2 separate regions of the Homo sapiens genome follow, and region 1 is linked to region 2. A link is an interaction called in ENCODE POLR2A ChIA-PET data of the cell type or tissue named here. Cell type or tissue: K562. All regions are shown on one strand. Each heading gives the region's core, and the rest is flanking DNA. Links, peaks and the distances in the headings are about the cores only.

Region 1 (11,595 bases), core at 1,822-9,821, 56 kb before region 2:
CATTAGTCAACTGGTTGAATGAACATATGATTCAAGCGTGACTGGATCCCCCTCACCAGCATTTCGTACGCTTGAAGGTTTTTCACCAGTATATTTCCTGCCAGACCACAGAGGTGAGCAGGGGAGAGCCCAGTCACTTCAAAGGAATCCCTTGGGTCACCCCCAGAATCTGAAGAAGAGGTATTGTTATTCACACAGATTCTCACAAATGCTAATCAACAGCGCTCAGATGCAAAAGAGTCCTTCTCTCTAGTATTCTGGAAGCTTGGAGGAGGGAAGAAAGTGCCTTTCTGGCAGAGGAAGAGGTGGCAGAAAGTTATGTATATGGCTGTCAGTTCACATTGGCCAACCTTATCCTCATCACTGAGTTCAAAACCAATCTGGCCGGGCACGGTGATTCACGCCTGTAATCCCAGCACTTTGGGAGGCTGAGGCGGGCGGATCATGAGGTCAGGAGTTCGAGACTAGCATGACCAACATGGTGAAACCACGTCTCTACTAGAAATACAAAAATTAGCCGGGCATGGTAGCGCGCCTGTAATCCCAGCTACTCAGGAGGCTGAAGCATGAGAATCGCTTGAACCTGGGAGGTGGAGGTTGCAGTGAACCGAGATTGCACCACTGCACTCCAGCCTGGGCTATAGAACGAGACTCTGTGTCAAAAAAAAACAAAAAACAAAAAACAAAAAACACACAATATCTCTCTCTCTTTCTAGAAGCACCTTGAGGAAGAAATTGTCTTGTCTACAGCTCTATCCTCAGTACAGCACCAAGCTTACAGTGGATGCTCAGTGAAGATTTGCCGATTTGCCGAATGAATGCTTTCACCCCTGCAACTGTTTACTGCCTGCTAGGAGCTCAGAGCCTCTGGGATACAGGCTGGGAATGACAGTGCCTGCTCGCTTGGAAGGCCTCTCTTCTGGAGTCAATAAAACAGCACTTCTTTGCTTCTTCCTGGCTGGTCCACATCTTTCACTGAGGAGTGGATAGTGGAGGGAGAGTTCATTTCTAGGGCACCACAGCTATGAGAAAAGCAAGACCAGTGCCCTTGGAGGCCCACTAAAAAGGCCCCCACTGGATTATTCCAGCAGGCTCGGCTGGCCTGTTTTCTTCCTCCCCTGGTAGAATTGTGCCTGCATTGGCTATAAAGTCCATTTGCACACAGAAGGGGTGTGTGTGGAAGGACTCTGCAGAAGTGAATCCGCTGAGTAATGCCTGCTTCCTCAGAGGGTGAATGCCAAGATGCCTCCAAAGGACATGAAGGGCTCTGAAGGGGAAGATGACTGAGGGCACCATTTTTGATCACTGCCAATTAAAAAAAAAAAAATTCATGACCCCTACCGTGGTTCAGAAACCGGGGACTAAGGAGATGAAAAACCGGGGAGACAGGAACCGCTGGAGAAACTGACTTGTCATTAGCTAGAGCCAGTAAAGGGCAGGGAGGGCCCACCCTATCATTACTTGGATCAAAACATATTTTGCTGCTCCCAGGGCCATGGCATGACTTGGCATAAACAGAGGGTTGGTTTTTCTTCTTGAGAACCAAAATATTTATCTACCTTGAAGCTATGTTGGTCAGGGTCTAAAATTATTTAATAGAAGTGTCAGAGAAGAAAAGGGATTAACAGCTTTCCCCCTCTCCACGCCTTCATCTGCCCCCACCCCCCGCCCCACCGGGATAACTAAATTCCTAAATAATCCATACCTAGAAAGATGACCTAATCCCATACCACAAGGTTACTGATGAGGATTTGGGTTTAGAGAAGATAAGGGACTTAGCCAAGGTCAAGCAGTGTGGGAGAGTAAGGGGCTTTAGGATTCAGAAACCAGGTGGAACCTAGCTCCATACATGGTTCTGTAAACTTGAATTTGGGAAGCTTACTTAACCTTTTCTTTTCTCTTTTTTCTTTTCTTTTCTTTTTCCTTTTTTTTTTTTTTTTTTTGAGGTAGAGTCCAGCCCAGGCTGGAGTGCAATGGCACGATCTCAGCTAACTGCAACCTCCGCCTCCTGGGTTCAAGCGATTCTCTTGCCTCAGCCTCCTGAGTAGCTGGGATTACAGGTGCACACCACCACACCTGGCTAATATTTGCCTTTTTGGTAGAAACGGGGTTTCACCATGTTGGTCAGGCTGATCTCAAACTCCTGACCTCTGGTGAACCACCCACATCGGCTTCCCAAAGTGCTAGGATTACAGGCGTGAGCCACCACGCCCAGCCCAACCTTTTCTAATTCTGGATTCTTATCAGGGAAATGGGAAAACAGTCTACCTGAAACCATAAAATATCAAACGCTTCAAAATCCACAGGTTGGCCAGTGCATTCGCTCACGCCTGTAATCCTAGCACTTTGAGAGGCCGAGGTGGGCAGATTGCTTGAGCTCAGGAGTTTGACAACAGCCTGGGTAACATGATGAAAACCTGTCTCTACCAAAAAATACATGAAAATTGGCCGGGTGTGGCCAGGCACAGTGGCTCACGCCTGTAATCCCAGCACATTGGGAGGCCGATGTGGGTGGGTCACCTGAGGTCAGGAGGTCGAGACCAGCCTGGCCAACATGGTGAAACCCCGTCTCTACTAAAAATACAAAAATCAGCTGGGTGTGGTGGCGCACACCTGTAATTCCAGCTACTTGGGAGGCTGAGGCAGGAGAATCGCTTGAACCCAGGAGGCGGAGGTTGCAGTGAGCCGAAATGGCGCTACTGCTCTCCAGCCTGGGCGACAAGAGCGAAACTCCTTCTCGGGGGGAGAAAAAAAAAAAAGAAAATTAGATGGGTGTGGTGGCTTGCGCCTGTGGTCCCAGCTACTCAGGAGGCTGAGATGGAAGGATCGCTTGAACCAGGAATGGAAGTTGCAGTGAGCCAAGATCGCACTACTGCACTCCAGCCAGGGTAACAAAGTGAGACCCTGTCTCAAAAACAAACCAACAAACACACAAACAAAAAAACCAGGCATGGTGGTGCACGCCTTTAGTCCCAGCTACCTGGGTGGCTGAGGCAGGAGAATCGCTTGAACCTGCGAGGTGGAGGCTGCAGTGAGCTGAGACTGTGCCACTGCATTTCAGCCTGGGCGACAGAGAGAGACTTCACCTCAAAAAAAAAAAAAAAGAAAAAGAAATGAAAAGAAAAAAGAAAAAAAATCAGAGGTTGTGAGATCATTGTTCTAAGAACAGAATGAGGCTGGGCACAGTGGCTCACGCCTGTAATCCCAGCATTTTGGGAGACTGAGGCGGGCAGATCACCTGAGGTCAGGAGTTGGAGACCAGCTTGGCCAACATAGTGAAACCCCACCTCTACTGAAAATACAAAAATATTAGCCAAGTATGGTGGCAGGCACCTGTAATCCCAGCTACTTAGGAGGCTGAGGCAAGAGAATGGCTTGAACCCGGGAGATAGAGGTTGCAGTGAGGCAAGATCGTGCCACTGCACTCTAGCCTGGGCAACAGAGTGAGACCCCTTCTCAAAAAAAAAAAAAAAAGAAAAAGAACAGAATGAGACCCCAGCCTCCAATTCCTGACCCCCGCAATCCACCATCCTTTCACTCAAATCTGTTTTTGGGATGAGTGCCTATTATGAGATAGGGACCCTGTTGCCTCAGGCTAAATGAATAGCAAAAGTGACTGCCACAGAGTGGCTAAATAAAACGAAGTCATGTGACCAGCATTCTTCTGGGATTGGTTTTGGAAGAGAGACAGCCAAATGCAAATGAAAGCTTTATGCCAAAATGACTGCTCCCAGTTGGCCAGGTGTGTGTATAGTGGTTGGAGTCGTGTTCATTTTTTTTTTTTTTTTTGAGGTGGAATTTCACTCTTGTTGCCCAGGCTGGAGTACAACGGCACGATCTTGGCTCACCACAACCTCCGCCTCCCCGGGTTCAAGCGATTCTCCTGCCTCAGCCTCTGGAGTAGCTGGGATTACAGGCATGCCCCACCACGCCCAGCTAATTTAGTATTTTTAGTAGAGATGGGGTTTCTCCATGTTGGTCAGGCTGGTCTCGAACTCCCAACCTCAGGTGATCCGCCCGCCTCGGCCTCCCAAAGTGCTGGGATTACAGGCGTGAGCCACCACATCCATCCAAAATTTTTAAGAAAACAGTTCGACAAAGGTGCTTTGGTAGAGTGACTGGGTTGGCTCACATTTAGACGAAGTTGCAATGAGAGTCAGTGAGAACATGGACAGCCAGCATCAGTGTCATCTTTTTCTTTTCTTAATTTTTATTTTTAGGAAAATTAGTCAAATTGTTACTAACAAGATCTTGCTATGTTGCTGTTGCCCAGGCTGGTCTTGAACTCCTGGCCTTAAGTGCTCTTCCTACCTCAGCCTCCCAAAATGCTGGGATTATAGGCTGTGATTATACCACTCCTGGCTAGAAAATGGCATTTTAAATGGAAACTGTAAAGCTAAAATTTAAAACTACTTTTTTTTTTTCTTTTCTTTAGAGATAGAGTCTTGCTCTGTCACCCAGGCTGGAGTGCAGTGGCCAAATCTCGGCCCACTGCAACCTCCGTCTCCTGGGTTCAAGTGATTCTCCTGTCTCGGCTTCCCAAGTAGTTAGAACTACCGGTGTGCACCACCACACCCAGCTAATTTTTGTATTTTTTTAGTAGAGACGGGGTTTCATTGTATGTTGGCCAGGCTGGTCTCAAACTCCTGACCTTAGGTGATCCTCCTGCCTTGGCCTCCCAAAGTGCTGGGACTACAGGCACGAGCCACCATACCCAGCCTTAAAACTACATTTTTTTTTTTTTTTTTTTGAGACGGAGTCTCTTGCTCTGTCGCCCCGGCTGGAGAGTGGTGGTGCGATCCTGGGTCACTGCAACCTCCGCCTCCTGAGTTCAAGCGATTCTCCTGCCTCCCCGAGTAGCTGGGACTACAGGCGCATGCCACCACACCTGGCTAATTTTTTTTTTTTTTCGAGACAGAGTCTCACTTTGTCGTCCAGGCTGGAGTGCATTGGCGCGATCTCGGCTCACTGCAAGCTCTGCCTTCCGGGTTCACGCCTTTCTCCTGCCTCAGTCTCCCGAGTAGCTGGGACTACAGGCACCCGCCAGCATGCCTGGCTAATTTTTTGCATTTTTTTTTTTTTAGTAGAGACGGGGTTTCACCGTGTTAGCCAGGATGGTCTCGATCTCCTGACCTCGTGATCTGCCCACCTCAGCCTCCCAAAGTGCTGGGATTACAGGTATGAGCCACCATGCCTGGCCTCTAATTTTTTGTATTTTTAGTGGAGACAGGGTTTCACTGCATTAGCCAGGATGGTCTCATCCTGACTTCCTGATCCGCCGTCCTTGGCCTCCCAAAGTGCTGGGATTACAGGCGTGAGCCACTGTGCCCGGCCTAAAACTACATATTTTAAAGAGGGGTGGGACTCAGTTTAGCCCAGGAACTACCCCCAACCAACATTGCTTTTGGCACCAAAGGCTTCACCTACTTACCTGGCCATGGGATGAGGCAGGTGTCTGCCCAGAGGGGCACCATTAGCTTGCACAAGGGCACTGTAAAAGCTAGTGCCAGCCCTGCCTTTGAGAGGTGCTATTATTACTCCCATTTTACAGAACAGGACACTAAGGCAGCAAAAGGCTAATGGCCCCAAAACTGGTCCAGTAAGAAGCAACACCAAGATGTCAACTCTGAACACAACCCCAGTGTTCATCAACAAGTGAGTGGGTCAACAAGAGTGATCTATCAGCACAATGGAATATTATTCAGCCGTAAATAAGAATGAAGTACTGATTCATGCTACAGCATTGATGAACCTTGAAAATACCATGCTAAGTGAAAGAAAGTAGATAAAAGGAGAACTATTATATGATTAATTGATATGAAACGCCCATGAAAAGCAAATCCATAGAGACAGAAAACAGACTAGCAACTGCCTGCGGTTCACAGGAGGTGGGCAATGGGGAGTGGCTGCAGATGGGTATAGGATTTGGGGGGAGAAATGACAATGTCTTAAAATTGACTATGGTGATGGTTGTACAACTCTCTGAACATAGTAAAAACCATTGCATTGTACATTTAATACAGATAAATTGTGCAGTAGGTGAATTATATTTCAATAAAACTGTTATTGGCCTGGCACGGTGGGGGCTCACACCTGTAATCCCAACACTTTGGGAGGCTGAGGCGGGTGGATACCTGAGGTCAGGAGTTCAAGACCAGCTTGGCCAATGGTGTGAAACCCTGTCACTACTAAAAATACAAAAATTAGCCGGGTGTGCTGGCAGGAGCCTGTAGTCCCAGCTCCTGCTCAGGAGGCTGAGGCAGGAGAATTGCTTGAACCTGCAATGTGGAGGTGGCAGTGAGCCAAAATTGTACCACTGAACTCCAGCCTGGGCAACAGAGTGAGACTCTGTCTCAAAAAAAAAAAAAGCTGTTATTTTTAGTTTTTATTTTTAAGAGGTTTCAACTCCCTGCTGGAGTTCCTAATGAGTCCTATCATGTCTTTACCCAGGCTTATCAGTTTTTCAAAACCCACATCCAAAGAAAACCCTAACTTAATATTCTGCCACTGAATGTATACAAATAGCCATTGTTTTCCCTTATCCACTCTGTACCAGCCCCTTTTTTTTGAGACGGAGTCTCGCTCTGTTGCCCAGTTTGGAGTGCAGTGGCGGGAATTCAGATCTCAGCTCACTGCAACCTCTGCCTCCCAGGTTCAAACAGTTATCTGCCTCACCCTCCTGAGTAGCTGGGATTCCAGGTGCCTGCCACCACACCCGGCTAATTTTTGTATTTTTAGTAGAGATGGGGTTTCACCATCTTGGCCAGGCTGGTCTTGAACTCCTGATCTCGTGATCCTCCCGAAGTGCTGGGATTACAGGCATGAGCCACTGCGCCCGACATTAACTTTTACAAAGTGAAAGCCAGTTCCTCCAAAAGCTAAAGAGTTACCATAGGACCCAGGAATTCCACTCCTAGGCATATACCCAAGAGAACTGAAAACAGGGACTCAAACAAATACATGTACACACACATAGCAGTGTTATTCAGTCACCAAAAGGTGGAAACAACCCAAATGTCCATCAAAGAATGAATGGATGAATAAAATGTGATCTAACAGCTGAGCACTATGCTCAGCTGCCTGTAATCCCAGCTACTCCAGAGGCTGAGGTGGATTGCTCAAGGACAGGAGTTCAAGACCTGCCTGGGCAGCATAGCACAGACACGACCTCTAAAAGTAATAATAAAATATATCTTCCATAAAATAAAATACTATTCAGCCATAAAATGAAATAAACTAGATTCATACTACAACTTGGATGAATCTTGAAAACATTATGCTAAGAGAAAAAGCCAGACACAAAAGGTCACATATGCTTCCACTTATAAGAAATATTCAGGTTACGCAAATTATAAACAGAAAGTAGATTAGCTTTTGCCAGGAGCTGAAAAGAGTGGGGAAAAAGGGGAGTGACTGCTAATGGGTACGGTGTTTGTTTTTGAGACAGAGTCTCAATTTGTCGCCCAGGTTCAAGTGCAGTTATCAGGATCTCGGCTCACTGCAACCTCCCTCTCCTGGGTTCAAGTGATCCTCCCACCTCAGCATCCCTAGTAGCTGGGACTACAGGTGCAAACCACCATGTCCAGCCAATTTTTGTGTTTTTAGTAGAGACGGGATTTCACCATGTTGGCCAGGCTAGTCTTGAACTCCTGACCTCAAGTGATCCACCCTCCTTTGGCCTCCCAAAGTGCTGGGATTACAGGCACGAGCCACCACGTCCACCACCGGTATGGTGTTTCTTTTCGGCATGATGAAAGTGTTCTGAGGACACAGGGTGTCATGGCTTACGCCTGTAATCCCAGCATGGTGGGAGGCTGAGGTGCGAAGATCACTTGAGCCCAGGAGTTCAAGACCAGCTTGGGCAACATGGTGAAATCCCCATCTCTACTAAAAATACAAATAGTTAGCTTGGTGTGGTGGCACACGCCTGTAATCCTAGCTACTCAGGAGGCTCAGCTGGGAGCATCACTTGGGCCCAGGAGGTCAAGGCTGCAGTGATCCGAAGTTGTGCCACTGCATTCCAGCCTGGGCAACTGGAGTGAAAGAAACCCTGTCTCAGGAAAAAAAAAAAAAAGAAAAAATGTTCTGGGATTAGATGGTGGTGATGGTTGCACACTTTTGTGAATGCACTGAAAACCATTGAATTGTACATTGAGTATTGAAAATGTTCAGTGTGGGCCGGGTGCAGTGGCTCACATTGATAATGCCAGCAGACCTTTGTTGGGGAGATGTAATGATATTGCTAAATAGTCAATTCAGCAGCACTCAATGAGGTGATCTGTTCTAGTTTGGAAGAGATTACAAAGGTGATTTAAGGGATTTAAGGGTAATTATGATCCTACTTGATTTTGGCATTTGTTCCAATCTCGGAACCTCTGTTCTATGCAGGCGTCCTTTAGCCATTACTCCTGCTGCGCTAGATCACATCTCACCCTTTGCTCTCCACCCTGCCTCTAGCCTGTGTCCCAAATTCATCCTTCCACTTGTTGCTGAAAAGACCAACTCCTAGACAGGTACTGTGGCTTATGCCTATAATCCCAGCACTGTAGGATGCCAAGATGAGGGGGACTCTGCTAGGCAACACAGTGAAACCTCATCTCTGCAAAAAATAAACAAAATTAGCTGGGCATGGTGGTGCGCACCTATAGTCCTAGCTACTCGGGAGGCTGAGGTAGGAGGATTGCTTGAGCCCGGGAGGCTGAGGCTGCATGAGCCAAGATGGCACCACTGCACTCCAGCCTGGGTGACAGAGCGAGATCCTATCTCAAAAATCAAACAAACAAACAAATAAAAAAAAAACAACCAACTCCGTTTTTATCAATCCAATCCATTTCCAAGGAACACCAGGAAAGGCAAGAAGAGAAAACACAAGCTCAACTGCAACAGAAGAGGCCAAACACGGATTTGGAAATGTCATGCCTAAAACCCTCCAGAGGAAACACAAGCTATCGAAAGCACTGTACATTTTCTCTAAGGTGATCAACGGCGTTATCTATGTCCATGAAGTTTTCTTATAGCCAGCAATCAAGTTGGAAAATATAATTTTAAAAAACATACCTTGTTTTGTGCTGTGATCACTGCAGCTGAACTCAGCCAGTAGCCACAGGGACTGGTGGCTGGTACTTGGGTCTTCCTGGGGAAGGCACCTCAGGGCCTTGGGGAGGGGCTGAGATTTGCGCCTCTGGCTACGCTTGAAGCTTGGCTCACGCCTCGATTTCCGAATTGGTCTTAACGGCGGCATGGGGAATCTCCGGAAAGCAAGCTCTCTGGGGCCTTCCTGAGCTTTCTGAGCCCGTTCAGAGGAAAATAGGAAATAAGAGAAAGTGATGTGATCCCTGCCTTCTCCGCCTCCAGCTTCTTATAATTCAACTCCCACCTACCCACCCTTCCCCACCCGGCTCACTGAAGGCTGGATCTGGACTCCTTACCTCATTTGCATAGCTTAAAGGTTTACTTAAGGCGGTCCCAGAACAAAAGAACAGGCTAAAGTAATTTTGAAGACTCCACCTTTGTTTTTATTTTCTTTCCTTTTTCTTCTGTTTTAATTTTTTAATTTTTTTTTTTTTTTTGAGACAGAGTCTCACTCTGTCACCCAGGCTGGAGTGTGGTGGTGCGATCTCAGCTCACTGAAACCTCTGCCTTCTGGGTTAAAATGATTCTTCTGCCTCAGCCTCCCAAGTAGCAGGGATTACAGGCGCATACCACCACACCTGGCTAATTTTTTTTGTATCTTTAGTAGAGACGGGGTTTCACCAGGTTGGCCAGGCTGGTCTCAAACTCCTGACCTCAAGTGAGCCGCCTGCCTCGGCTTCCCAAAGTGCTGGGATTACAGGCGTGAGCCACCACGCCCAGCCCCGGACATTTCTTTTTTTCTTTTTTTTTTAATTTTACTTTAAGTTCTAGGGTACATGTTCACAACGTGCAGGTTTGTTACATATGTATACATGTGCCATGTTGGTGTGCTGCACCCGTTAACTTGTCATTTACATTAGGTATATCTCCTAATGCTATCCCTCCCCCCTCCCCCCACCCCCCAGCAGGCCCTGGTGTGTGATGTTCCCCACCCTGTATCCATGTGTTCTCATTGTTCAGTTCCCACCTATGAGTGACAACACACGGTGTTTGGTTTTCTGTCCTTGCAATAGTTTGCCCAGAATGATGGTTTCCAGCTTCATCCATGTCCCTATAAAGGACATGAACTCATCCTTTTTTATGGCTGCATAGTATCCCATGGTCTATATGTGCCACATTTCTGAATCCAGTCTATCATTGATCGACATTTGGGTTGGTTCCAAGTCTTTGCTATTGTGAATAGTGCTGCAATAAACATATGTGTGCGTGTGTCTTTATAGCAGCATGATTTATAATCCTTTGGCTATATGCCCAGTAATGGGATAGCTGGATCAAATGGCATTTCTAGTTCTAGATCCTTGAGGAATCACCACACTGTCTTCCACAATGGTTGAACTAGTTTACAGTCCCACCAACAGTGTAAAAGCGTTCCTATTTCTCCACATCCTCTCCAGCACCTGTTGTTTCCTGACTTTTAATGATTGCCATTCTAACTGGTGTGAGATGGTATCTCATTGTGGTTTTGATTTGCATTTCTCTGATGGCCAGTGATGATGAGCATTTTTTCACGTGTCTTTTGGCTGCATAAATGTCTTCTTTTGAGAAGTGTCTGTTCATATCCTTCACCCACTTTTGATGGGGTTGTTTGACTTTTTCTTGTAAATTTGTTTAAGTTCTTTGTAGATTCTGGATATTAGCCCTTTGTCAGATAGGTAGATTGTAAAAATTTTCTCCCATTCTGTAGGTTGCCTGTTCACTCCAATAGTAGTTTGTTTTGCTGTGCAAAAGCTCTTTAGTTTAATTAGATCCCATTTGTCAATTTTGGCTTTTGTTGCCATTGCTTTTGGTGTTTTAGTCATGAAGTCCTTGCCCATGCCTATGGCCTGAGTGGTATTGCCTAGGTTTTCTTCTAGAGTTTTTATGGTTTTAGGTCTAACGTTTAAGTCTTTAATCCATCTTGAATTGATTTTTGTATAAGGTATAAGGAAGAGATCCAGTTTCAGCTTTTACATATGGCTAGCCAATTTTCCCAGCACCATTTATTAACTAGGGAATCCTTTCCCCATTTCTTGCTTCTGTCAGGTTTGTCAAAGAGCAGATGGTTGTAGATGTGTGGTATTATTTCCGAGGGCTCTATTCCATTCCATTGGTCTATATCTCTGTTTTGGTACCAGTACCATGCTGTTTTGGTTACTGTAGCCTTGTAGTGTAGTTTGAAGTCAGGTAACATGATGCCTCCACCTTTGTTCTTTTGGCTTAGGATTGTCTTGGCAATGCACAGCCCTAGAAATTTCTATGAGAAACTACTGCACTTCTTTCTTTCTTCTCTCTTTCTTTCTTTTTCTTCTTTCCTTCTTTCCTCCCTCCATTTCTTCCTTCATTTTCTTTTCATTTGTTTCTTTATTGTCTTTCTCTGTCTCCTAGGCTGAGTGCAGTGGTGCAATCATAGCTCACTGCAGCCTCGACCTCCTGGGCTCAAGCGATCCTCCCACCTCAGCCTCCTGAGTAGGTGCGACTATAGGT
Region 2 (11,595 bases), core at 2,410-10,409:
AGGAATTAGGTGGAGGTAGAGGTAACACAAGACTGGTGATGAGTGGCCAGTGGTTGAAGCTGGCTGATGGGGCCACAAGTGGGATCATTGTGCCATTCTCTCTATTTTGGTGTATGTTTGGAATTTTTCTTAAGAAAATTAAAAAACAGTGTGCATGTGGGAAGGGAGAGAATATATAGAACTAGTTGCTAGGATATATGTAGATGCTTTCTGGAAGGACAAAAGGAACCAGTAACAATGTTGGCAACTGGGCTGAGAAACTGGGGAAGAGAGACAGGCGAAGGAGGGAGACTTCTCACTCTCTACACTACTCAAATATTACTTGTTGTTGTTTTTATTTATTTATTTTTTTTTACAGAGTTTTGCTCTGTCACCCAGGCTGGAGTGCAGTGGCGTGATCTCGGCTCCCCTGCAACCTCTGCCTCCCAGGTGCAAGTGATTCTCCTGCCTCAGCCTCCCAAGTAGCTGGGATTACAGGCAAGCACCACCATGCCTGGCTAATTTGACCACAGCTTCTTTCATCCCCCTTTTACAGGTGAGGAGGCAAAGACTCAGAGAGAGAGGTGAAGGGACTTGTAAATGGCAGAGCTAAGACTGAACCCAGGGTTCCTGGAGCCCTGAGTAGGACATAGAATCAGCAGAGAATTCTAGAACCTAAAAGGCCACATGCACCAAGATGGTGGATGTCTCCATGGCAACCTGTGTTGATAAATGACAGAGGGGCACTTTGGTACCATGCCACCCTCCAGGACCGTAGCTCAGGTGTGGAGAGGGGTGGGAGTACCAGGAAGGACTTGGGCTTGGGCTTGAGTTTGGCCTAGCTCAACGATGGCTCAAATAGAAATGAACTTGAGTCTGGTGCAGTGGCTTACGCCTTTAATCCCAGCAATTTGGGAGGCTGAGGCAGGGGGATCACCTGAGGTTAGGAGTTCAAGACCATCCTGGCCAACATGGCAAAACCCCGTCTCTACTAAAAATATAAAAACTAGCTGGGCGTGGTGGCACACGCCTGTAGTCCCAGCTACTCAGGAGGCTGAGGCAGGAGAATTGCTTGAACCCAGGAGGTGGAGGTTGCAGTAAGCCAAGGTTGTGCCACTGCACTCTAGCCTGGGCAACAGAGCAAGACTTTGTCTCACAAAAAAAAAAAAAAAAAAAAGAAAGAGAAAGAAAGAAAGAAATGAACTTGAACTCTAGAAATCTAAGAAAGTGATGTGCTTGCACAGTTCAGTTTGTGGTCTATATATAGTAGTAACTGGGCACAGGAATCAGACTGCCAGGTCGATATAACTAACCTAGGGCTGCCTATAAGGCACGGCGACTCACATCTGTAATCTCAGTGCTTTGGGGGCCGAGGCTGGACCATCGCTTGAGGCCAGGAGTTCAAGGCAGGTCTGGGCAATATAGCGACCACTGTATTCCAGCCTGAGTGATAGAGTAAGACCCTGTTTATGAAAAAAAAAAAAAAAAAAATCAACCATAGTGGGAGTATTTACAAAAGAGCCATCAGCAGATACTACAAACCCTGGCTTTATTTGTTGAGTTGATTGTCCGGGTTTGAGAAAGTGATAGACTTTTTTTTTTTTTTTTTAGACGGAGCCTCACTCTACTGCCTAGGCTGGAGTGCAATACCAGTATCTCAGCTCACTGCAACTACCACCTCCTGGGTTCAAGCGATTCTCCTGCCTCAGCCTCCCACATAGCTGGGATTACAGGCACGTGCTGCCATACCGGCTAATTTTTAGTAGAGATGGGGTTTCACCATGTTGACCGGGCTGGTCTTGAACTCCTGACCTCAGGTGATCCACCCGCCTCGGCCTCCCAAAGTGCTGGGATAACAGGAGTGAGCCACCACGCCCGGCCTGAGAGAATGTTAATAAGGCAGGTCAAACTCAAAGCGTATCATATCTGTAACCATTCCATTGTGAATAGTACAACAAATGGAGAAAAATCTTGCAATATTCAAGATCCAATTCAACAAACATGTTGGTCACATTGACAAATGAGCAAAGTTCGCTGAATGCAGTGGCTCACACCTGTAATCCCAGCACTTTGGGAGGCCAAGGCAGGTGAACCCCTTGAGCCCAGGAGTTCAAGACCAGTCTAGACAACGTGACAAAACCCTGTCTCTAAAAAAGAATACAAAAATTAGCTGGACATGGTGGTGTGTGCCTGTAGTCCCAGTTACTCTTTAGACTGAGGTGGGAGAATCACTTGAGCCCAGGAGGTTGAGGCTGCAGTGAGCTGAGATTATGCCACTGCACTCCAGCCTGGTGACAGATCAAGACCCTGTCTCAAAAAAAAAAAAAAAAAAAAGAGAAGAAAAAAGAAAAAGCAAAGTTCCAATATACACTATCATTGTTTCATTTCACTTTCGTCTCACTTGTTAATATAAATTTAAATATCAGCCAAATTTATCCAAACTATACCTGGAAGGCTGGTTTTAAACATTTACTAGCACACTACAGGTTGTGTGGCCTTTGTAGGCCAATAATCCTAAATTAAAATCTTTGCTTTGCCACTTATTTGCAGGGTGACCTTAAAAAGTTCACTGTGTTTTCTGAACGATGTATTTTCCTTTACTGTAAAATAGGGTCTATAATACTGACCTCATATAATTAATCATAGCCTTAATGTGTACTACTATATGCCAACTATATGCTAAGTGTATTAAGGATTATATAGATACTGTCTATAATATATAGTAGCTGGGATTACAGGCGTGAGCCACCACACCCGACCTCATAATTACACTTGCAAAAAAACCTCAGTTGGCCAGGCGCAGTGGCTCACACCTGTAGGTCCAGCACTTTGGGAGGCCAAGGCGGGTGGATCACCTGAGGTTGGGAGTTCGAGACCAGCCTGACAAACATGGAGAAACTCCATCTCTACTAAAAATACAAAATTACCCGGGCGTAGTGGTGTGCATCTGTAGTCCCAGCTACTTGGGAGGCTGAGGCAGGAGAATCGCTTGAACCTGGGAGGTGGAGGCTGCAGTGAGCAGAGATGGCACCACTGCACTCCAGCCTGGGCAACAGAATGAGACCCTGTCTCAACAAAACAAAACCAAAACAACAACAGCAACAGCAACAACAAAAACATTTATCCAAAAAGCCCTTTGGGTCCAGGGGCTCCACAGTTTTCTTTTTATCCTCCACATGAACTTTAGCAAATGAAACAAGCTGTTCTGCATCATACTTTACTTAATGATACAGCCTGGATACGATTGCATATAATGTGCTTTAGACTTTTGAAAACAAAAGCTCAAAAGATTATTTCTGTGTGATACAGGATCCCTTGCTACACATCTCCCCAGAGGCAATGAATGTTTGAATTCAGAGACAGGAAGAGGAGATACAGAGAGAATACTCAGCAGATGGAAAATCCCTGAACGCATTACCTAGAGAAGTGCATCAACAATAATCCCATCTTCCTTATTCACTCTTTGGTCATATCTTTAAAAAAATGCCTTTCCATTTAATAATTCTTTTTTTTTTTTTTTTTGAGATGGAGTCTCGCTCTGTCTCCCAGGCTGGAGTGCAGTGGCGCGATCTCCGCTCACTGCAAGCTCCAACTCCCAGGTTCACGCCATTCTCCTGCCTCAGCCTCCAGAGTAGCTGGGACTACAGGTGCCCACCACCAAGCCCGGCTATTTTTTTTTTTTTTTTTTTTGTATTTTTAGTAGAGATGGGGTTTCACCGTGTTAGCCAGGATGGTCTCGATCTCCTGACCTCGTGATCCACCCACCTCGGCCTCCCAAAGTGCTGGGATTACAGGCATGAGCCACCGCGCCCGGCCAATAATTCTTTTTTTGTTGTTGAGACGGGGTCTCTCTCTGTTGCCCAGGCTGGAGTGCGGTGGTGTGATCACAACTCACTGCAAGCCTCGACCTCCCAGGCTCAAGCTATCCTCCCACCTCAGCCTCCTGAGTAGCTGGGAATATAGGCATGTCTCACCACTCCCAGCTAATTTTTTGTATTTTTTGTAGAGATGGGGTTTCGCCATGTCACCCAGGCTGGTCTCAAACTCCTAGACTCAAATGATCTGCCTGCCTTGGCCTCCCAAAGTGTTGTGATTACATGTGTGAGCCACAGTCCAGTAATTCCTTTTTTTTTTTTTTTTTTTTTTTTTTGAGGTGGAGTCTCGCTCCGTCGCCCAGGCTGTAGTGCAGTGGCACAATCTCCGCTCACTGCAGCCTCCGTCTCCCAGGTTCAAGCGAGTCTCCTGCCTCAGCCTCCTGAATAGCTGGGATTACAGGCACACACCACCACACGTGGCTAATTTTTGTATTTTTTTTTAGTAGAGATGGGGGTCTCTCTATGTTGGCCAGGCTGGTCTTGAACTCCTGACCTCAAATGATGCACCTGCCTCAGCCTCCCAAATTGCTGGGATTACAGGCATGAGCCACTGCGACTGGCCTAGTCATTCTTAAGAGTGGTAACACACTACTTATGGAAGAGCAAAAAATGCATTTAGTCAAATACAGTCACGCGTCGCTTAACAACGGGGCATGTGCTGAGAAAGGAGTCCTTAGGCAATTTTGTCATTGGGGGAGCATCACAGAGTGCACTTGCACAAACCTAGATGGTCTAGCCTACTACACAGCTAGGATATAGGTCTAGCCTATTACTCCAATGCTACAAACCTATACTGCATGTTACTGTGCTGAAAGGCATTTGTAATGCAGTGGGAAGTAGTTGATTATCTAAACATAGAAAAGGTACAGTAAAAACCTGCTATTATTATTTATTTATTGTTATTATTATTATTATTTTGAGATGGAGTCTCACTCTGTCACCCAGGCTGTAGTACAATGGTGCACTCTTGGCTGACTGCAGCCTCCGCCTCCCGGGTTCAACCGATTCTCCTGCCTTAGCCTCCCAAGTAGATGGGATTACAGGCATCTACCACCGTGCTTGGCTAATTTGTTGTATTTTTGGTAGACACGGCATTTCACCATGTTGGCCAGGCTTGTCTCAAACTCCTGACCTCAAGTGATCTGCCCTCCTCAGTCTCCAAAAGTGCTGGAATTACAGGCATGAGCCACCGAGCCCGGCCAAAACCTGATATTATCATCTCTTTTTTTTTTTTTTTTTTGAGACAGAGTCTTGCTCTGTTGCCCAGGCTGGAGTGCAGTGGCGCTATCTCGGCTCACTGCAAGCTCTGCCTCCCAGGTTCATGCCATTCTCCTGCCTCAGCCTCCCGAGTAGCTGGGACTACAGGCGCCCGCCACCACGCCCGGCTGATTTTTTTGTATTTTTAGTAGAGACAGGGTTTCACTGTGTTAGCCAGGATGTTCTCCATCTCCTGAACTCGTGATCTGCCCCCCACGGCCTCCGAAAGTGCTGGGATTACAGGCGTGAGCCACCGCACCCGGCCTGATATTATAATCTTATAGGCCCACCGTTGTATTTGCAGTCTATCGTTGACTGAAACGTCCTTATGTGGCACATGGCTGTAGTCACCTTTTAACACATAGTGCTGAAAAATTCCTTCTCTTGTCTCATATAATTAGCGTATGCCAAAAACCATAGCCCCATTCAGGAACCATAAGAAAACAGCAGTTTGTCCATCTCCAATTTCCCAGAGCCTCAAGGAATTCACTTTCTTTCCTTAACAGCTGAGATTGTAGCGAGGACGCCGCAAACTGAATTCTAGAAACTCCTGTTCTCTCCACCTTCCCCTACACTCAGCCCCCTCCCTCCTTGTCTTGTCAGCTTCTGACAGGTTTCAGCAAGAATCTAAAGTTCAAAAAGTTATGTTCCCGGAACTAAATGCCCGGGAGCCTCGAGTAATCTTTCTTTGCATAATACAGTACTTCGGGTTACTCTTCAAATGCCAAAATGCCTTCCACCTTTCTTTCTCAATTCTGATACTGAGAAATAGTGGATACTGAGAAATACTGCTTTGCTGAAAGAAAAACAGCAGTTCAAATGTAAAGGTAATCCATTTGAAATTCTAATTTCAGCCTCATCCCTGGGCAACAGTAGAGAGGGGTGGAGACTGTGGCGAACTAGGGTTGCATGCCCTTTCTAAAGAGGCGGCTCCTGTTGAATTCTGGCTGCTTGTTGCCAGGGGAGGTGTGGGCACAGTGTTGCCACATCTTAGAAATTTTTTTTTTTTTTTTGAGATGGAGTCTTGCTTTGTCACCCCAGGCTGGAGTGCAGTGGTACGATCTCGGCTAGTGAGCTGAGATCCTCCTCCTCCAGGCTTCGACCGATTCTCCTGCCTCAGCCTCCTGAGTAGCTAAGATTATAGGGGCCTGCCACCATGCCCGGCTAATCTTTTTTTTTTTTTTTTTTTTTTTTTTGAGACGGAGTCTTGCTCTGTTGCCCAGGCTGGAGTGCAGTGGCGCGATCTCAGCTCACTGCAAGCTCCGCCTCCCATGCCCAGCTAATTTTTTGGGTATTTTTTTGTAGAGATGGGGTTTCACCAGGTTGGCCAAGCTGGTCTCGAACTCCTGACCTCAACTGATCCACCCTCCTCGACCTCCCAAAGTGCTGGGATTAGAGGCATGAGCCACTGTGCCTGGCCAGAAATTTTCATTTGTCTTTTTATTAATTTTTTAAAAATTGACGGGGTCTTTCTATGTTGCCCAGGCTGATCTCAAACTCCTGAGCTCAAGTGATCCTCCTGCCTCTGCCTCCCAAAGTGCTGGGATTACAGGCATGAGCCACCAGCCCCACCCATTTTAGCAATTTTCAAGAGATATTGGAAATCTGCAGTTGATGTTTGTTGAGTTTTAAATGGTGACTCAATTTTTTAAATAAAGCATTTTGCCAGCCAAACAAAAATACATTTCTGGGCTAAATTCTGATTTTCAGACCTTTAGTTTGTAATTCTCTTTCCTTTATTATTATTTTTATTTATTTATGTATTTATTTATTTTTGAGACAGAGTCTCACTCTGTTGCCCAGGTTGGAGTGCAATGGTGCAGTCTCGGCTCACTGCAACCTCCGTCTCACGGGTTCAAGCGATCCTCCTGCCTCAGCCTCCCGAGTAGCTGTGACAGGCACGCCCGGTTAATTTTTGTATTTTTCTTTTTCTTTTTTTTTTTTTTTTTGAGATCCGTCTCACTCTTGTCCCTCAGGCTGGAATGCGATGGCGCCATCTCGGCTCACTGCAACCTCCGCCTCCTGAGTTCAAGAGATTTTCCTGTCTCGGCCCCCTGAGGAGCTGGGATTATAGGCGCCTGCCACCACGCCCAGCTAATTTTTTTGTATTTTTAGTTGAGACGAGGTTTCACCATGTTGGCCACGCTGGTGGAGAACTCCTGACCTCAGGCGATACGCCTGCCTCGGCCTCCCAAAGTGCTGAGATTACAGGCATGAGCCACCACGCCCGGTCAATTTTTGTATTTTTAGTAGAGACGAGGTTTCACCATCTTGGCCAGGCTGGTCTTGAACTCTGGACCTCAAGTGATCTGCCTGCCTCCGCCTCCCAAAGTGCTGGGATTACAGGCATGAGCCACCTTGCCTGGCCATAGACTTTTTGAATTTAGGTGTCAGGTTCTATGTTGGGTGTTGGGTTGAAGTTCTGGAAAGGGGATAATAGGAAGAGGGTAACATTTGTGCCTAATCAATTGGTCACATCGTTTGTCTACCTAGCTTTATTTTTTTTTTCGATTTTTTTTTTTTTTTTTGAGACAGAGTTTCGCTCTTGTTGCCCAGGCTGGAGTGCAATAGCGTGATCTCAGCTCACTGCAACCTCTGCCTCCTGAGTTCAAGCGATTCTCCTGCCTCAGCCTCCTCAGTAATTGAGATGACAGGCATGCGCCACCACACCTGGCTAATTTTGTATTTTTAGTAGAGATGGGGTTTCTCCATGTGATCAGGCTGGTTTCGAACTCCCGACATCAGGTGAACTGCACCTGGCCTTGTCTACCTAGCTTTCTAAGTACTTACCTACCTGGGGCCTCCCTATCTTTTTCTTTTTCTTTATATAGTAAAATGTTTTTCCTTCTTTTTTTGTGAAAATTAAATTTGTATCACATAAAATTAACCGTCTCAATTCAGTGGCATTTAGCATGTCATCATGTTGTGCAACCACCACCTCTATCTAGAGATCTCTCTCTCTCTCTTTTTTTCGAGACAGGATCTGGCTCTGTTGCCCAGGCTTGAGTGCAGCGGTGCCATCCTAGCTCACTGCCACATTCACTTCCTGGGCTCAAGCAATCCTCCTGCCTCAGCCTCCCAGGTGACTGGGCTCACAGGTGCCTGCCTCTATGCCTAAGTTTTAAAATTTCTTGTAGGGACTGGTGTGGTGTCTCACACCTGTAATCCCAGCAACTTTGGAAAGCCAAGGGAGGTGGGTCATCTGAGGTCAGGAGTTGGAGACCAATCTGACCAAGATGGTGAAACCCCGTCTCCACTAAAAATACAAAAAAAATTAGCCAGGTGTGGTGGCACACGCCTGTAATCCCAGCTATTCGGGAGGCTGAGGCAGGAGAATTGCTTGAACCCGGGAGGCAGAGGTTGCAGTGAGCCATGATTGCACCGCTGCACTCTAGGCCTGTGCAACAAAAGCAAAACTCCCTCTCAAAAAAAAAAAATAAATAAATAAATAAAATAAAATAAAATAAAATTTCTTGTAGGAATGGGGTCTCACTATGTTACCCAGGCTGCTCTCTATCTCCTGGGCTCAAGGGATTTGTCTGCCCGGCCTTCCAATGTACCGGGGTTACAAATGTGAGTCATTTTACCTGGCTGAGGTATCTCTTTATCTAGAGATACCTAATATTTCTAATATCTCTCCAAAACATTTTCTTCATCTCAGAAGAAAACTCTTATTAAGCGATTTCTCCCCATTCCCTCCTCTTCCAAGTCCCTGACAACCACCAATCTGTTTTTCTTTTGTTGTTGTTTTTGGGACAGAGTCTCACTCTGTCGCCCAGGCTGGAGAGAAGTGGCACCATCTAGGCTTGCTGCAACCTCTGCAACACCCCCCCCGCCCCCCATTCCGGGTTCAAGCGATTCTCCAGCCTCAGCTTCCCGAGTAGCTGGGATTACAGGCACCTGCCACCGTGCTTGGCTAATATTTTGTATTTTTAGTAGAGAGGGGTCTCCACCATCTTGGCCAGGCTGGTCTTGAACTCCTGACCTCATGATCCACCTGCCTCGGCCTCCCAAAGTGCTGGGATTACAGGCGTGAGCCACTGCGCCTGGCTGTGTTTTCTATCTCTATGGATTTGCCTATTTTGAAAGTGTCAAATGGAATCACACAATATGTGACCTTTCATGTCTGGCTACTTCCTGCGACTACAGGCTTGCACCACCATGCCCGGCTAATTTTTGTATTTTTTAGTAGAGACAGGGTTTCGCCATGTTGGCCAGGCTGGTCTTGAACTCCTGAGCTCAGATGATCCGCCCGCCTTGGCCTCCCAAAGTGCTGGGATTACAGGTGTGAGCCACCGTGCCTGGCAGTAGCTCATTTCTATGTCAGAATAATGATCCATTGTACAGGTATATCACAGTTTGTTTATTCATTCATCCATTGATGGACATAAAGATTGTTTCCACTTTTATCCACTATCATTAATACTGCTACTATGAACATTCATATACAAGTTTTTGTTTGAAGACCTATTTTCAATCTTTTGGGTATGTACCTAGGAGTGGAATTGCCGGGTCATATGGTAACTCTATGTTTAACTTTTGGAGGACCTGCCAAACTTTTCCACGGCAGCTGCACCATTTACATTCTCACTAGCAATGCACGAGGGTTCTAAATGTGTCCATATCCTCACCCACACTTGCTATTTTCCATTTTTAAAATTATTACCATTCTAGTGGGTGTGAAGCAGTATCTCATTGTGGTTTAGATTTGCATTTCCCTAATGGCTACTGATGTTGAGCATATTTTCATGTGCTTTGTTGAAGATGTGTATACTTTCCTTGGAGAAATGTCTCTTCAACTGTTGACCATTTTAAAATCAGATAGTTTGTCTTTTTGTTGTTGACTTGTAAGAATTCTTTTTTCTTTTCTTTTTTTTTTTTTTTTTAGACATCGTCTCGCTCTGTCGCCCAGGCTGGAGCGCAGTGGCGCTATCTTGGCTCACTGCAGCCTCCACCTCCCGGGTTGAAGCGATTCTCCTGCCTCAGCCTCCTGAGCAGCTGGGATTACAGGTGCACACCACCACACCCAACTAGTTTTTGTATTTTTAGTAGAGATGGGGTTTCATCATGTTGGTCAGGCTGGTCTCAAACTCCTGACTTCAAATGATCCACCTGCCTCGGCTTCCCAAAGTGTTGGGATTACAGGCGTGAGCCACTGCACCCGGCCGATGTCTATACTTTCTTTTAAGAGCTTTATGTTTTTGGCTGGGCGTGGAGGCTCACGCCTGTAATCCCAGTACTGTGGGAGGCTGAGTCAGGTGGATCACCTGTGGTCAGGAGTTCAAAACCAGCCTGGGCAACGTGGTGAAACACCGTCTCTACTAAAAAAACAAAAAACAGCTGGATGTGGTTGTGCGCACCTGTAATCCCAGCTGCTTGGGAGGTCGAGGCATGAGAATCACATGAACCTGGGAGGTGGAGGTTGCAGTGAGCAGAGATGGCGCCATTGCACTCCAGCCTGGGCGACAGAGCGAAACTCTGTCTCAAGAAAAAACAAAACAAAACAAAAAAACCCAAGAACAAAAAAAGAGCTTTATGTTTTTAGTTCTTATGTCTGGGTCATCAATCCTTTTTTTTTTTTTGAGACAGAGTTTCGCTCTTGTTGCCTAGGCTGGAGTGCAATGGCACGATCTCGGCTCACTGCAATCTCCACCTCCCATCCCAATTCTGAAAAAGGCACTTCCACCTAATGAATTCACATAGACACTACAACATAAGGAGGGGAACCACCAGTTAAACCAACAGGCCAGTATTAGGGAAACTGAATATCCACATTAGAAGAAATGATGTTGGATCCCTACTTCACATCGTATGCAAAACTTAATTAAAAAAGGATTAATGGCCAGGTGTGCTGGCTCACGCCTGTAATCCCAGCATTTTGGGAGCCTGAGGCAGGCGGATCACCTGAGGTTAAGAGCTTGTGACCCGCCTGACCAACATGAAGAAACCCCATGTCTACTAAAAATACAAAATTAGCCGGGCGTGGTGGTGCCTGCCTGTAATCCCATCTACCTGGGAGGCTGAGGCAGGAGAATCGCTTGAACCTGGGAGGTGGAGGTTGCGGTGAGCCGAGATTGCGCCATTGCACTCCAGCCTGGGCAACAGAGTGAAACTCCATCTCAAAAAAAAAAAAACAATAAAAAACAAAAACGAAAAACAAGCTGGGCATGGTGGTGGTGGTGGTGGTTACCTGTAGTCCCAGTTACTTGGGAGGCTGAGACACAAGAATCACTTGAACCCAACAGGCAGAGGTTGCAGTGAGCCGAGACTGCCCCACTGCACTCCAGCCCGGGTGACAGAGCAAAACTCTGTCAAAAAAACCCAAAAAAACAAAAAACAAAAAAGGAAGCCAATGCATGGGCTCCTGTGGTGGCCACAGGGTCCAGAATTCTCAGGTCTCAGGGATGACTTCACTAGGGCAGTGCAGAAGGGAAATGTGGGGTTGAAGCCCCCACACAGAGCTCCCACTGGGGCACTGTCTAGT

What was found. ChIA-PET counts read pairs that join two places held together with the same protein. Peaks named below come from ENCODE experiments on the same cell type or tissue, not always from the same donor. Only the 100,000 strongest peaks of a DNase experiment are listed, where the experiment ranks them.
Region 1: POLR2A ChIA-PET joins it to region 2 with 6 read pairs; 6 of 35 experiments call an interaction of 5 or more read pairs at or near these places.

The regions. Positions count from the first base shown.
Region 1 is chr16:8,966,037-8,977,631 of GRCh38, forward strand. USP7-AS1 (USP7 antisense RNA 1) reads left to right here. Exons shown (of 2, transcript NR_184341.1): 2 at 717-954. Among named protein-coding and RNA genes, the nearest start is that of USP7, 7.9 kb to the left of the region's middle. RefSeq lists enhancers at 1-97, 98-721, 722-1,343 and a silencer at 16-310. In K562, for the core only: no CTCF peak of the experiment used is centred there; no DNase peak of the experiment used is centred there; H3K27me3 peaks cover 2,136 bases.
Region 2 is chr16:9,021,545-9,033,139 of GRCh38, forward strand. No RefSeq gene overlaps it. Among named protein-coding and RNA genes, the nearest start is that of USP7, 63 kb to the left of the region's middle. RefSeq lists an enhancer at 4,918-5,417. In K562, for the core only: no CTCF peak of the experiment used is centred there; a DNase peak (open chromatin) is centred at 5,707.